3 separate regions of the Homo sapiens genome follow, and regions 1 and 3 are each linked to region 2. A link is a contact called in ENCODE Hi-C or POLR2A ChIA-PET data. All regions are on one chromosome and are shown on one strand. Each heading gives the region's core, a stretch centred on a gene start or an enhancer-like site at or near the end of the contact. The rest is flanking DNA. Distances are from core to core; before and after follow the strand shown. Region 1 has its middle 14 kb from the start of TAB2-AS1. Region 2 overlaps TAB2 (TGF-beta activated kinase 1 (MAP3K7) binding protein 2). Region 3 has its middle 43 kb from the start of TAB2-AS1.

The links. A loop is a pair of places that touch in the nucleus more often than their neighbours do. ChIA-PET counts read pairs that join two places held with the same protein, here RNA polymerase II (POLR2A). Pooled maps may share reads with other maps.
Region 1: a loop to region 2 is called in a pooled map, with 2.0 times the contacts of the local background. The contact joins two enhancer-like sites. A Hi-C loop is called at or near these places in 3 of 50 pooled maps. POLR2A ChIA-PET finds 5 or more read pairs at or near these places in 10 of 52 experiments (CD4-positive, alpha-beta memory T cell, GM10248, HEK293 and 6 more).
Region 3: a pooled map shows a loop between it and region 2 (2.6-fold over the local background). The contact joins two enhancer-like sites. A Hi-C loop is called at or near these places in 2 of 37 single-sample maps with no recorded cell type and 9 of 50 pooled maps. POLR2A ChIA-PET finds 5 or more read pairs at or near these places in 8 of 52 experiments (B cell, BJ, MCF 10A and 5 more).

Annotation. Positions count from the first base shown.
Region 1 is chr6:149,269,495-149,273,702 of GRCh38, reverse strand. It overlaps a transcript of TAB2 not described here. Among named protein-coding and RNA genes, the nearest start is that of TAB2-AS1, 14 kb to the right of the region's middle. RefSeq lists a silencer at 1,675-1,724 and an enhancer at 2,255-2,354. Within about 2 kb of position 1,887, at least 8 of the 41 ENCODE cell types and tissues checked have a DNase peak (open chromatin) inside an H3K27ac peak, as active enhancers do.
Region 2 is chr6:149,334,875-149,338,871 of GRCh38, reverse strand. All of the region lies in intron 1 of TAB2 (TGF-beta activated kinase 1 (MAP3K7) binding protein 2), which reads right to left. Among named protein-coding and RNA genes, the nearest start is that of TAB2, 19 kb to the right of the region's middle. RefSeq lists an enhancer at 2,010-2,159. Within about 2 kb of position 2,096, at least 11 of the 41 ENCODE cell types and tissues checked have a DNase peak (open chromatin) inside an H3K27ac peak, as active enhancers do.
Region 3 is chr6:149,212,272-149,216,133 of GRCh38, reverse strand. No RefSeq gene overlaps it. Among named protein-coding and RNA genes, the nearest start is that of TAB2-AS1, 43 kb to the left of the region's middle. RefSeq lists an enhancer at 2,923-3,042. Within about 2 kb of position 2,558, at least 2 of the 41 ENCODE cell types and tissues checked have a DNase peak (open chromatin) inside an H3K27ac peak, as active enhancers do.

The DNA.
Region 1 (4,208 bases), core at 638-3,137, 65 kb after region 2:
TACAGCTTCTTTTGCTGCAATGACCTGATGGGCTGTGGATGCTGTCTTTGCGGCAGGCATCCAGAGGCTGATTTGCCCACAGACTTTTCAAATAAGTTTTAGGAGGCTATGTGACACTTCCTCCACTGCACAGTTCCCTTTTTGGAAAGTCTTGCTCTGGCCCACTCTGGTCCAGCCTCCACAGCACCTGGCCCTGGCAGTTTGCCCTTGCTGCCAGAGTTCACTCACTTGGTGGACAGATCCTCAGAGCATGGCACTGACAGGGCAGCTTCCTCCCAGCCCGTTTTCACGAGAGCCACTCAACCCACAGGAAACTGAAATGTTTGTTCCATGCCAAGAATAGAAACGCATGCCTCTCACTGCTGCCCTTGTCTAAGACCTGCCATTTCCCTCCATCTTCTTTTTCCCACCTCAGCTCGGCAGAGAGGAGCTCATCAATTTCACCATCTAAGGATGCCATTCTTGACTTTTCTATGTACCTCTAATATTGAGTTTAGCCTTGGCATTTTGGGCTGAATAATGCTTTGCTGCGAGGGGCTGTCCAGTATCTTGTAGGATGTTTAACAGCATCCCTGGCCTCTACCCACTCGATCAGTGGTCCTCGATGCTTTTGTCGCCAGGGACCAGTTTCATGAAAGGCAATTTTTCCATGGACATGGGGCGAAGGGTGCGGGGAGGTAAGGGGGTGGGGGTGATGGTTTCTGGATGAAACTCTTTCACCTCAAATGATAAGGCATTAGATTCTCATGAAGAGTGCACAGTCTAGATCCCTCACGTGCAGTTCACAATAGGACTCATGCTCCAGTGGCCCCAGGGTTGGGGACCCCTGCACTAGATGACAATTGTGACAATCTAAAATGTTTTCAGATATTGCCAAAGATTTTGTGGCAATAGCGTGACCAACTTTCCTGATGTCAAGTCTAAAAATCCCATGAACTGGTAAGGGATGCAGAATAATGTCTCCCTAAAGCTGACCACAGGCAAATCCCCCAAGTCTGTGAATATGCTACCTTATATGACAGAATGGACTTTGTGGGTGTGATTAAGTTAGGCATCTTGAGATGAGAAGATTATCCTGGATGATTTGGGTGGGCACATGGTAATCACAAGGATCCTTGTAAGAAGGAGGCAGCAGTGTCAGAGTCAGAGAAGGAAACGTGACAACAGGAGCAGAGGTTGGAGCGATGTAATTGCTGCCTTTGAAGATGGAAGGGGCCATGAGCCAAGGAATACAGGCAGCCTCTAGAAGTTGGAAAAGGCAAGAAGTGGATTCTCTTCTAGAGCCTCCAAAAGGAACATGACCCTGTCACCACCTTGATTTTAATCTAGTGAGACTTCTGACCTCCAGAACTGTGAGATAATATGTCTGCGTTGTTTAAGTCCCTACGTTTGTGCTAATTTGTTAGAACCAAAGTAGGAAATGAAATCATCTGGGAAACTCTTCAGTCCCAACCTAGACTGGAATTGTTGGTCATCCCATCTGGGGAGCCAAATTGCTCCTGCATGAGAAACACTCCTCTAATTTTTTAAAGTGGTTTTCTTGAGCCTTGTTCATTTATCTTTGAGAAGGGATATAACCTGTTTTTTTCCCTTTCTCCTAGGGTGGGGAAGGAATGACCTCTTACAACAGAAAATTACATTCCTCAGAAGGGCAATTACTCAATGACTTCCTCTTACTTCACTAACTCAGTCTTTGGGGGGTTGGGGGTGGGGCTAGGGACTGTGTGGTGTGGGTTTTGTGTGGGCGTCTGACACTGTTGATGCTCAGCGTCCTTCAGAGTGTGAGGCCACTTAACTCCTTTCTGTCTTCAGCTTGAAGTGAGCAAAGGAACATCTTATTCAACTTTCCGTTAACCTCAAAAGTAACTTTGAGTTTGCAAAAGGCAGCTTCTGCTTTCTGGTTGTCCGTGAGTATGAGTAAGAAGATCTGATTTTAGTTACCACACCTCCATTTCCTCTCTATGCTGGACTGCTATGTGATCCCCTACGTAGACTCTTCCATAGAGTAGGGTTTTAAGCAGAGCACATGATTGTCCAGCTAAATAGTTCATTTTCAAGTTTTCTGAGCAGCTAGCTGTAGATAGGTAACTAATATGTGGCCAAAAGGATGTTAGTAACTTCTGGGTCATGTCCTGTAACTTCTGGGTCATGTCCTAAAAAGGAAGTAGCTTGTGCTCTGCCTTCTCTTTTCACTCAGGTAGAAATGCAGATAAAGTGAGAGTGAATTAACTTTAACTAACAGATGAGAACAATAGGCCCGAGGGTAATAGAGCCACAGGCTAGAAAGAACCTGGGTCTCTGGATGACCTCATGGAGCAGAGCTTTTTTCTTACCCTTAGGTAAGATTAAGTTATGTACTAGCACACCAATGAAATTATTTACATCCCTAGAACAGGAACCCTGTCCATTATTTTTATGTGTGTTTTACAGAGCAGGAGTTTCCAAACACAGTCAGGTCAATAATATTCTTTTTTAAAAAATATATATATTTTTTAGAGATAAGGTCTCACTCTGTCACTCAGGCTGGAGTACAGTGGGGCAATCATAGCTCACTGCAGCCTCTAACTCCTGGGCTCAAGCAATCCTCTTACCTAAGCCTCCCAAGTAGCTAACAGTAATATTTTTGACAGTATTTTCAACTAAGTCAAAATGAAAAAAAAAAGAATAAGGTGCAGAGAGATAGAGCGACATGGCAGCAGATTCATTCCAACTTCAGGGCTTTCATTATTATACCACCCCGTAACCCTCTGACTACCCAGTTTTTTGCAACAGCAGTGGATCAGTAATACTTCTCACTCTTCAAGACCAGAATCCTTCAAGACAGTACCTCCTCTATGTCATCTTCACCACTCTTTTATGTGATACACTTCCTCTAGATCCAAAAAAGAGAAGAAACTGAAAGACAAAGCTGGGCGAGTTGACCATGTGTACGTCGGAGAGGCTTGCCCCAAGCTCTGGATAATACATCACTGGTGCCATGTGCATCTGTGATGAAAATGTGCAAGGTCTGGATTCTAAATGTTGTTTTAAAAATGTGTTAATTTTTACTTTTTAAATTGACAAGTAAAAATTATATATATTTATGGTGTAAAACATGATGTTTTGATAGATGTATAGATTGTAGAATGTTAAATCTAGCTAATTAACATGTTCATGACCTCATATACTTATCATTATTTTTGTGGTGAGAATACTTAAAATCTACTCTCTTAGCGGTTTTGAAGTATTCAATATACTGTTATTAACTATAGTCATCGTGCTATACAATAGATCTCTTGAACTAAAGAAAAAAAGGAATAATGCAGTGGTAAAGAAAATGAAAAGCCACAGACTGGTAAGAAGTACTTGCAAAACATATATCTGATAAAGAACTAGTGTAAAGAACTCTCAAAACTCAATAATAGGAAAACCATAGAGCCCAGTTAAAAAATGAGCAGAAGAATTCAACCAACATTTGATCAAAGAAGCTACATGGATGGCAAATAAGCACATAAAAAGATGTTTTACATCGCTAATAATTAGGGAAATGCAAATCAAGACCACAAATACCATTAAACACTGAATTGGAATAGCTAAAATAAACAAAAATCAACATTATCAAACATTAGCAAGAATTTGGAGCAATTGGAACTCTCATCTATTGCTGATGTGGCTGCAAAATGGCACAGCCCTTTGGAAAACAGTTTGGCAGCTTTTTGTAAAGTTAAATGTATGCTTGCTGTAGGACCCAGCAATTTCTTTCCTAGGTATTTACCCACGTGAAATGAAAACCTATGTCCACACAAAAATCTGTATGTGAATCTTTATATTGACTTCGTTTGTAATCACCAAAAACTGGAAACAACCAAATGTCACTCAGTTGGGCAATGGATAAACAAAATGTGATACATTCATGTAGTTGAATACTACTTAGCAATAAAAGAAACGAATTACAGATATATGCAACAACATGGCTATATCTCATATATACCAAGTGAAAGAAGGCAAAGACCTTATCCTGTATGATTTCACCTTATGAAACGAATGATACATGATAATCTTGCAAAGGTAAAACTACAAGGACAGATAACCAATCAATGGTTGCCAGGGGCTGGGGTAGGGAGAGGAGTGGATTGCAAAGGGGTGAAAAGGAATTTTTTAGGGTGATGTAACTGTTTTACTTAACTATTGCATCCTGGTGGTGGTTACACAACTCTATACACTTTTCA
Region 2 (3,997 bases), core at 847-3,346:
ACAGAAAAGAATCCTGCTACAAGGTGAATTATCTCACTCTACCCCTTTTATTCTGTTTTCCAGGTTTGGTTCCATGAGTAGGATCACAACCTTCACTTATTTAGGCACACCTTTCCAATCGATAATTTCTGTTATCAATTCAGAAACACTAAGATCTCAATCAACATCAGTCTGTTAGGCTCCTTGTAGGTTGCTGTTAAGCTCCTTCTAGGTTTCATTTTAAAAGGAAATTTTACACTCCAACAACTTCCAAGCTTTCATGTGAAGCAAAAATATGTTGTTTCATCTTAATTGTACTTATGTTTAAACTTAAACTCTTCCAATACTAGTTTCCCTCCTCAACTTTCCATTTTTGTCAGAAATAGCAATTTCTTTTCAGCCTGCAAAGTGAAGTTACCTTAACTCTTCTCTCTTCTCTTTCTTTACCTTTACCCAACTCCTTGAAATCGCATCCATTTTGTAATTAACATTCCTTAAAATACAACTTCTAAGACTCTCCTCAATGGTTATTACAGTCAATACAGTCCACAATTACTTCCATAGTTCTGAAATAAAATGTCAGGACAAGATTTTTCCACGAAGCTTCATATGGAAACTCATTTGGTGGTGGCAAAAATCTGAGTTGAACCGATGTAAGGTTATTTACAGGCTTGATTTAGCCCACTTACTGTGAATATTTTCACCTTCACTGCAGAGATACTAGTGTCTAGTTACAGGATGATACCTCAGACCTTGCTGGGAGAGTTATGTAATATACAATATACACGTTACCTTTCCCAAATCCAAAAATGTTTGAATCCCAAAACACAGCTGGCCTCAGGGTTTCAGATAAAGCATTGTGGACCTGTATAATATTATTCTAGGAATCCTAATTTAGGCACCCTATACTTAACTTTCTTCCTGATACTCTCTCTTACCTGACTCCATGCATCTCAGCTCCCATACCACCAAGTTCTATTATTTTTTCTTTCCAATATCTCCTGCAATTTTACTCTATCTCTAACTGCTTACCACCCTATCCCTATCATCAAACATATAAATGACCAGACCCACTGCTTAGCTCCCTGCCAGTCTTCCCACCCTCTGTGTAAGTATAGTATAAGAGATTAAGAAAGTTTCCTATATAACCACTTTAAATATTTCACTCAATTGCAGAGGAATTTAATAAACTGAAACAGATAAATAATAAAAGAGGAAGGATAGTGACTGTGGTGTTACAAGATGAGTTTCTGTTATTTTTTTAAACAGTTTATCTACAATTGTGAGCTAAGAAGAGTTTGACCCTTTTTTCTAAACTGGTTGAAACTTTGAAATTTTCTATGTTAACACATCTATTCTGTAACTGAAACAAAACAAACAAATGAACAAAATTGGCAAGGCTCCTTTCCTGCTTATCACTTCAGCTAAAACCCCTCAGTGTGGTTTTTCAATGCCTTCTCCAGTTTGGTTCCACTAGATCGGGGGTCATGAATCCCTCTGGCAGTCTGGAGAAAGCTACAGAGTCCCCCTCAGAGTGGTTTTAAATGCATAAAATACAATATCTAGGATTATAAAGAAAGCCAGTTTTACTAAAATATAGTTGTTTTTGAAAATATGGTTTTAAATGCATAAAATATACATTACTAAGAAAACCAATTATACCGAAACAGTTATCAAGTGTTTTTAAAAACCTTGTATGTGATATATTCATACATATGCTTCTTTAGTAATAATACAATAAAATCTAGTGGGAGTCTAATAAAAACCATAATTCTGAAGTAGTAATATGCATAAATTATAGAGATATCAACAGCTGTAATCTGAAAATATCTGTGCTTTTTCTATTAGTAATAAAAGATATACGTACTGCTAATATTACTGTAGTCTGCCGCTTAAAATCTTATTAAAAGTAAATGCTAAATTTCAGTTCAAAGTTCATAAAAATATAAAGATGTCACTTTTTTTTTTTTATCTAAATGCATGCAGCCCTCTAAATTGTATCCCTGGATCCCTTCAGGGTCTTGCAGATTAAAACTACTCTATTAAATTCACCTGCTTCTATTTCCCAGCAGTCCCCACACCCTTAGGAATCTGGGCAGGCCTGTCTGAACATGTTCAACCCACACTTTCCTTTCTTTGCTTACTACACTACTGCCCTTGCTTAGAATGTTATGTCTTCACCTTGAGGCTTATCAAAATCTTAACTACCTCTTCAAAACCAATTCCAATTTCACCTTCTACTTGAATTCTTTTTATCCTGCTTCAGCCCACATGGATCTTTTCCTACAACTACTAATGTAGCTGTAGGTCAATGCTTTATGAATCAACATTTAATTATTCTCTTACAGTCTACTTCTGTGTCTCTTCATCTAAGTTATAAGATCCCCGGAGACATGTGCTATGTGCTTACACATAGAACACTGCATATACATAATATAGGCACATATAAAGTACTCAGCAAGTGCCCCCAATAAATCAAGCACAGAAGATCATCTGTTTGGCAACTTCGAGTACCAGAAAATACATCAAGATAAGCCAAAAGTTCCACTAAGGAGTTAAAACAGACATAAATTAGGCTTATAGTTCACCTCTATCAGAACCTAGATACTCCTATTTAATTAAGAACCCAGAAGCTTATTTACTAGGCAGCAATGAATTCCAAGTAATAAATCAAGGAAGGAGCACTAAAGTCAGCACAAGACAATGATTCATTCCAAACATATTGGTTAAGCACTACTACGTGCCAGGCACTGTTCTAGAATCTATGATTCAGTTCTCATATAGCAACTTAGTGCCAGGCCCTGGACTAGAACCCGGGGTTCCTGACTCATTCTGAAGCTCTGAAACAAAATGTTTATTTCTATCTTCCAGAAAAGGTTTAGTATGCAGGGTAAAAGTGGGGGAGGGGAGGAGGTGTTACTATTTCAGAAAGCAGCAAAGTATGTGAAACATTATAAAGAAATAGATTTGGAGGTATGAATATCTATATTTATCTACACACAATATACATAATATATTGTAAAATCTCTATAAAATCTCTAAAATAGATTCAGGAGTAAGTTTCAATCATTTTATGTACTTACTACCTAAGAATACTAGATGAATGAGGTGTTACTCTGCTTATTAATATTTTAATCACAAACACTTCATAAAATTGTATTTTTCTTCAAAGAGCCCTGCCAAGTTGCTTCATTTATTTGATGTAAAAATAAAAAACTAGGTCAGGTATAGTGGCTCATACCTGTAATCGCAGCACTTTGGGAGACCAAAGCAAGAGGATCACTTGAGCCAAGGAGTTTGAGACTAGCCTGTGCAATACAGCAAAACCCTGCCTCTACAAAAAGTTAGAAAAAAAGTATTAGCCAGGCATGGTGGCTGGTGTCTGTAGTCCCAGGTACTTGGGAGGCTAAGGTGGGAGGTTAAGGCTGAGCCCAGGAAGTTAAGGCTGCAGTGAGCTATGATTGTACCACTGCCCTCCAGCCTGGGTGACAGAGTAATACCCTGTCTCAAATATATGTATGTAAATATTATATATATGTTATATATACACACATATATTTTTTATATATATAATACATACATACATACATATCTATATATAAACTTTTCTACCAATTTCCTGGAGGTGAGGTGGGGTGGGGTGGTAGTAATGATGGTAGTAGATATTATTCTAAATAATCTTCACCTTTTTCCCTGGGGAAACGGACCAAAAGAGGATAATGAGAATGTGGGTAGGAAATGGGGAATTGGTCTCCACAAATTTCAAGCTCTACTGCTGACTGTGACTAAAAAAAATTACTTTTCCTAAAGGGAAGTTCTTAGACTAATAGCAATGGAATTCAGTGAGCGAGTGAGGGAAGGAGGGAGGCGGAAGGGAGGGGTGGGACTGGAACAAGTAAACTAATAGCCTGACAATACCATGCTGGCAACCTAAAGTCACCTTGTCCAAAACTCAACTCACTGCCTCCTACTCACTAATGTATTTCTCTGTTAATTATAAATGACATGCTTCTGAAGC
Region 3 (3,862 bases), core at 1,309-3,808, 120 kb after region 2:
ACTTTGCCACCACAAGGCCTAAAGTTCCTTTCCAGCTCTTCATAATTTCTGGAAAGCCACCTGATTTCTCAAATCAGGGATAATTTATTATCAATAATCTGAACATTACATATGGTTTGCAGAGCAGCTGCATGTGTATTATTTCATTTGATTTTCATAACAACTCTGAAGAGAAGTGGTGAGCAAAATGAAATTAACACATATGGCTCTCAAATGCTAGGTGTGGCTGGTTTGATACTTTGCTGTGTACCATCTCATACAGTCCTTCAGCCATCCCGGGAGGTAGGCCATTATTATGTGCCTATTTTAAAGATGGAAAAGTAGACTCAGAGAACTTAAATAATCTGTCCAAGACCTGACGACTCACAGCTGGCATGTGATATTGCTTGACCTTGAACCCCATCTTCTGAAATCAGTTTCAGAGCCCCTCTCACTATTGTTCAGCCGTGGGTGCCCACAGAATGCACAAAAAGGAAGTAAACACTGGTGGATGTCAAGGACTTGGGCGGAAATCATCCTACCCAAATTCCAGAGCTACTGGTTCAAATAAAATTTAAAAACAACAACAGTCCCTGAAGAGAAGTAACCTGTGCAGGAAAACCGAGGGGCCTCTCAGTGGGTGCAGATCAGGCCTGGACATGTAGGGGCTCAGTACACCCTTCTTTAGTAATGGAGACCTGTGGCTGGGGACGGTGGCTCACACCTGTAATCCCAGCACTTTGGGAGGCTAAGGCGGGTGGATTGCTTGAGCTCAGGAGTTCGAGACCAGCCTGGGCAACATGGTGAAACCCCATCTCGGCCAAAAATACAAAAATTAGCCAGATGTGGTGGCATGTGCCTGTGGTCCCAGCTACCTGTGAGGCTAATGAGGAAGGAACGCTGGAGCCTGGGAAGTTGAGGCTGCAGTGAGCTGTGATCATGTAACTGCACTCCACCTGGGTGACAGAGCCAGACCCAGTCTCAAAAATAAATATATAAATAAATATATTTTTTAAGAAAAACAGTGAAGGCCTGTGTTCCTGATGGAACAGTGAACCTAACCAAGAAACAGTTGTTAATTTATTCATTCACCCATTCAACTGACATGTATTGAGAGTCACACTGTTCAGATGCAGGACACAAGAAGGCTGATGTCCAGTGACTACTTTGCAGTCAGGCCAGCTGAGGGTTTACAGATGGGCATCCCTTCTGATGGGTTGGAGTCTATGCCAGACCTGTTGTTAAATAATTTGGATACCACCACTAGATATAGTAATAAACAAGTTCCTGCCCTTGGGGCCTTATACTTTCATGAGGGGAGAGAGCTGATTTAAAGTCAGGCAGTGGTAAGAGCCATAATACCAATAGGACAGGGTGATGTGATGAAGGTGCATTAGGCATGGTAATCCTGAAAGGCTTTTCTGAAGAGGTGATATTTAAGCTGGCATCTAACATCAGGAGGGAGCCGGCCTCTGCAAGAAGGGCATCTCATGGAGAGGGAACAGCCACTGCGAGGGTCTGAGGTGGGAATAAGGCTGGTGTGTTTGAGACAGAAGGAAGTTCAGTGTGACTGGAGCACAGAGGGTGCGGGAAAGACAGGGGTACACAGGAGGAGTGGGGAGGGTGTGGCTGATTCACACAGGGCTCTGAAAGTGTTTGAAATTTCCTCTAAGTTTCAAGGAAACCATCGGAGGGTCTTAAACAAGGAGTGACATGATAGGATTTATGTTCCTAGATGATCACGTGGGTTGCAGTGTGGAGAATGGATTCTAAGGGGGCAAGACTGGATGCAGGGAGACTTGCTGGGAAGTTTTATAGTCATCTGGAGACTGTGACATGGACTGTGGAGACAGCCATGGTGATGGAGTGAAGTGGATTGCTTTGGGCTATATATTGGGTATGGAGTTGACAGCTGATTTGGACATATTGGAAAGGGAGAGGAATTGTGTTTGCCTCCGAGTTTTCGGGCCTGAGCAGTGAAGATGGAGAAGAGCAGGAAAGAGCAGGTTTTTCTGTGTCAGATAAGTTAAGTTTGAGATGCCTGTTAGATGAGTAAGTCAATGTGCTTTTATGTGCAAGACTTGTGGTATAAAAAGTAAACTACATAGATAACATGAAGAATCTCAGTCACATGATTGTAAAGGATTTCTTAAGGCTATTGCTGTGTAAGTGTGATAACATGTCAACACTCAGGGAAACTCTAAGGTGGTTATTAATTTTGGAGGCTATGATGTGCGCAGGAGAGTAGTAGAAGAGATACAGGAGAAGCTGGTGAGAGCCAGCTCATGAGAAGCCTCGTAAGGAGATGATGGGGGAACTACTGAAAAGATTTGAATGAAGAATGATGTGACCACATTGAGTGTTTTAAAAATCATTGTGAATGCAATATGCAGGAAAGATTGGAGGGACGTGAGGCTGGAGTCAGAGTGAACAAGGAAGATTTATTGCCATTGGTCCAGGTGATGGATGACAAAAGCTGGAACTCAGCTGATGACCACACAGAGGAAGCAGAGTGAGCAGATGCAAAAGATTTTCAAAAGACAGATGTGACTGTATTCGGGGATCTTTTGGCTGTGAGTGTGACAGTTTTCAGCGTGGGCGCCTGGGTAGATGCTGGGGCAATCAAATGAGATCCAGAGCATAGGTCCATGAGGACAGGGGTGGATCTTATTCTATTCTGTTTTTCTGGTGCCAACCCTTGTGCCCGTTTTCACTCTGAGGAGCTGATTGGCTTTAGCCTTTCCACTAAGTTCTTCCTCATTCAAGAAAGCCTTGTTCAATGAATTAGCCGAGAGCTAAATGGGATACCTGGGGCAACAGCAACATTTAAGAAGGCATTAAAGAGACTTGGTAGGTGTTAGGGGAACCAGAAACCTGGAGAACCAGGAACCAGCAGAATGGAAAGTGAAGAAATGGTCAACAGCCGTACTGAATGCCAAGGGAAGGTCAAATGAGACAGGGATTTACAAGTGTTCTTCAGGTTAAGGCAGCAGCAGTGTTAACCAGAGCAGCTTCAGTGGTGCAGCGAAGGTGGAAGCCAGGCAGTGGTGGGTGGAGGAATGAACAGGACAGGAAGTGGAAAATACTTGGCTGAAAAACTTGTGGGCAGTGTGGACAGAGTTGGGAGTTTTCTCACTCGTTTCTCAGTTTTCTCTGTGAATTAGGAGGAAGCAGATAGTCTACTGAAGCTGAAGGAAGCCATGTGGAAGATTTAAAGTCAGCAGTCAGTTGAAAAAAAGAGTTTTAGAAAACTCAACTTTGAGAAGTAGAAAACTTTGATAGAGACTTGAGTTTGACCTTGAGTTAGCCAAAGTGCAGAGACATGAAGTCTTCTACTTGAGGTCATAGAATATGTCTCTGTCTGAACTCAGAATTAATCCTGGGGGGAAGAGGGTACACTTGAATGCCTCTGCTCTTGATTTTGAGCTTGGTACCTTTGGACTTCGGTTTCATTTAGTATTCCAGGTCAGGTCAGTTTGTTGTTTTCCGTTTATAGGGTTGATTCACTTTAGCACTTCCAGTAAACACAGAATAGCTTGCATTTGGACTTCTATCCACTGCTGACACCAGTAGAGGCTGGGAGGCTGTTAGGCATTCTAAGTGCGGCCCTTCAGAAAGAGACGTTACACTCTTGTTTCTTCTGATAGATGTTGGTAGCTGTCCAGAGAAAAGTTAAAGTTCCCATTGCTTTTTCCAGAAAGAGTAATGGGGAGCCCTTGTGTTCCAGCCAACAATCCCTCTTCTCAATAAAACAAATAGGTTCTAATGCTGGCAGCGTTCGAAGCTGTTGCTGAGAACATAAAGGCTGCTCTGTCTCACTCCGTGGTAAATATACAGCAAACATTTAACTCATTACTAGATAAATCACACTGAGATGACTCAG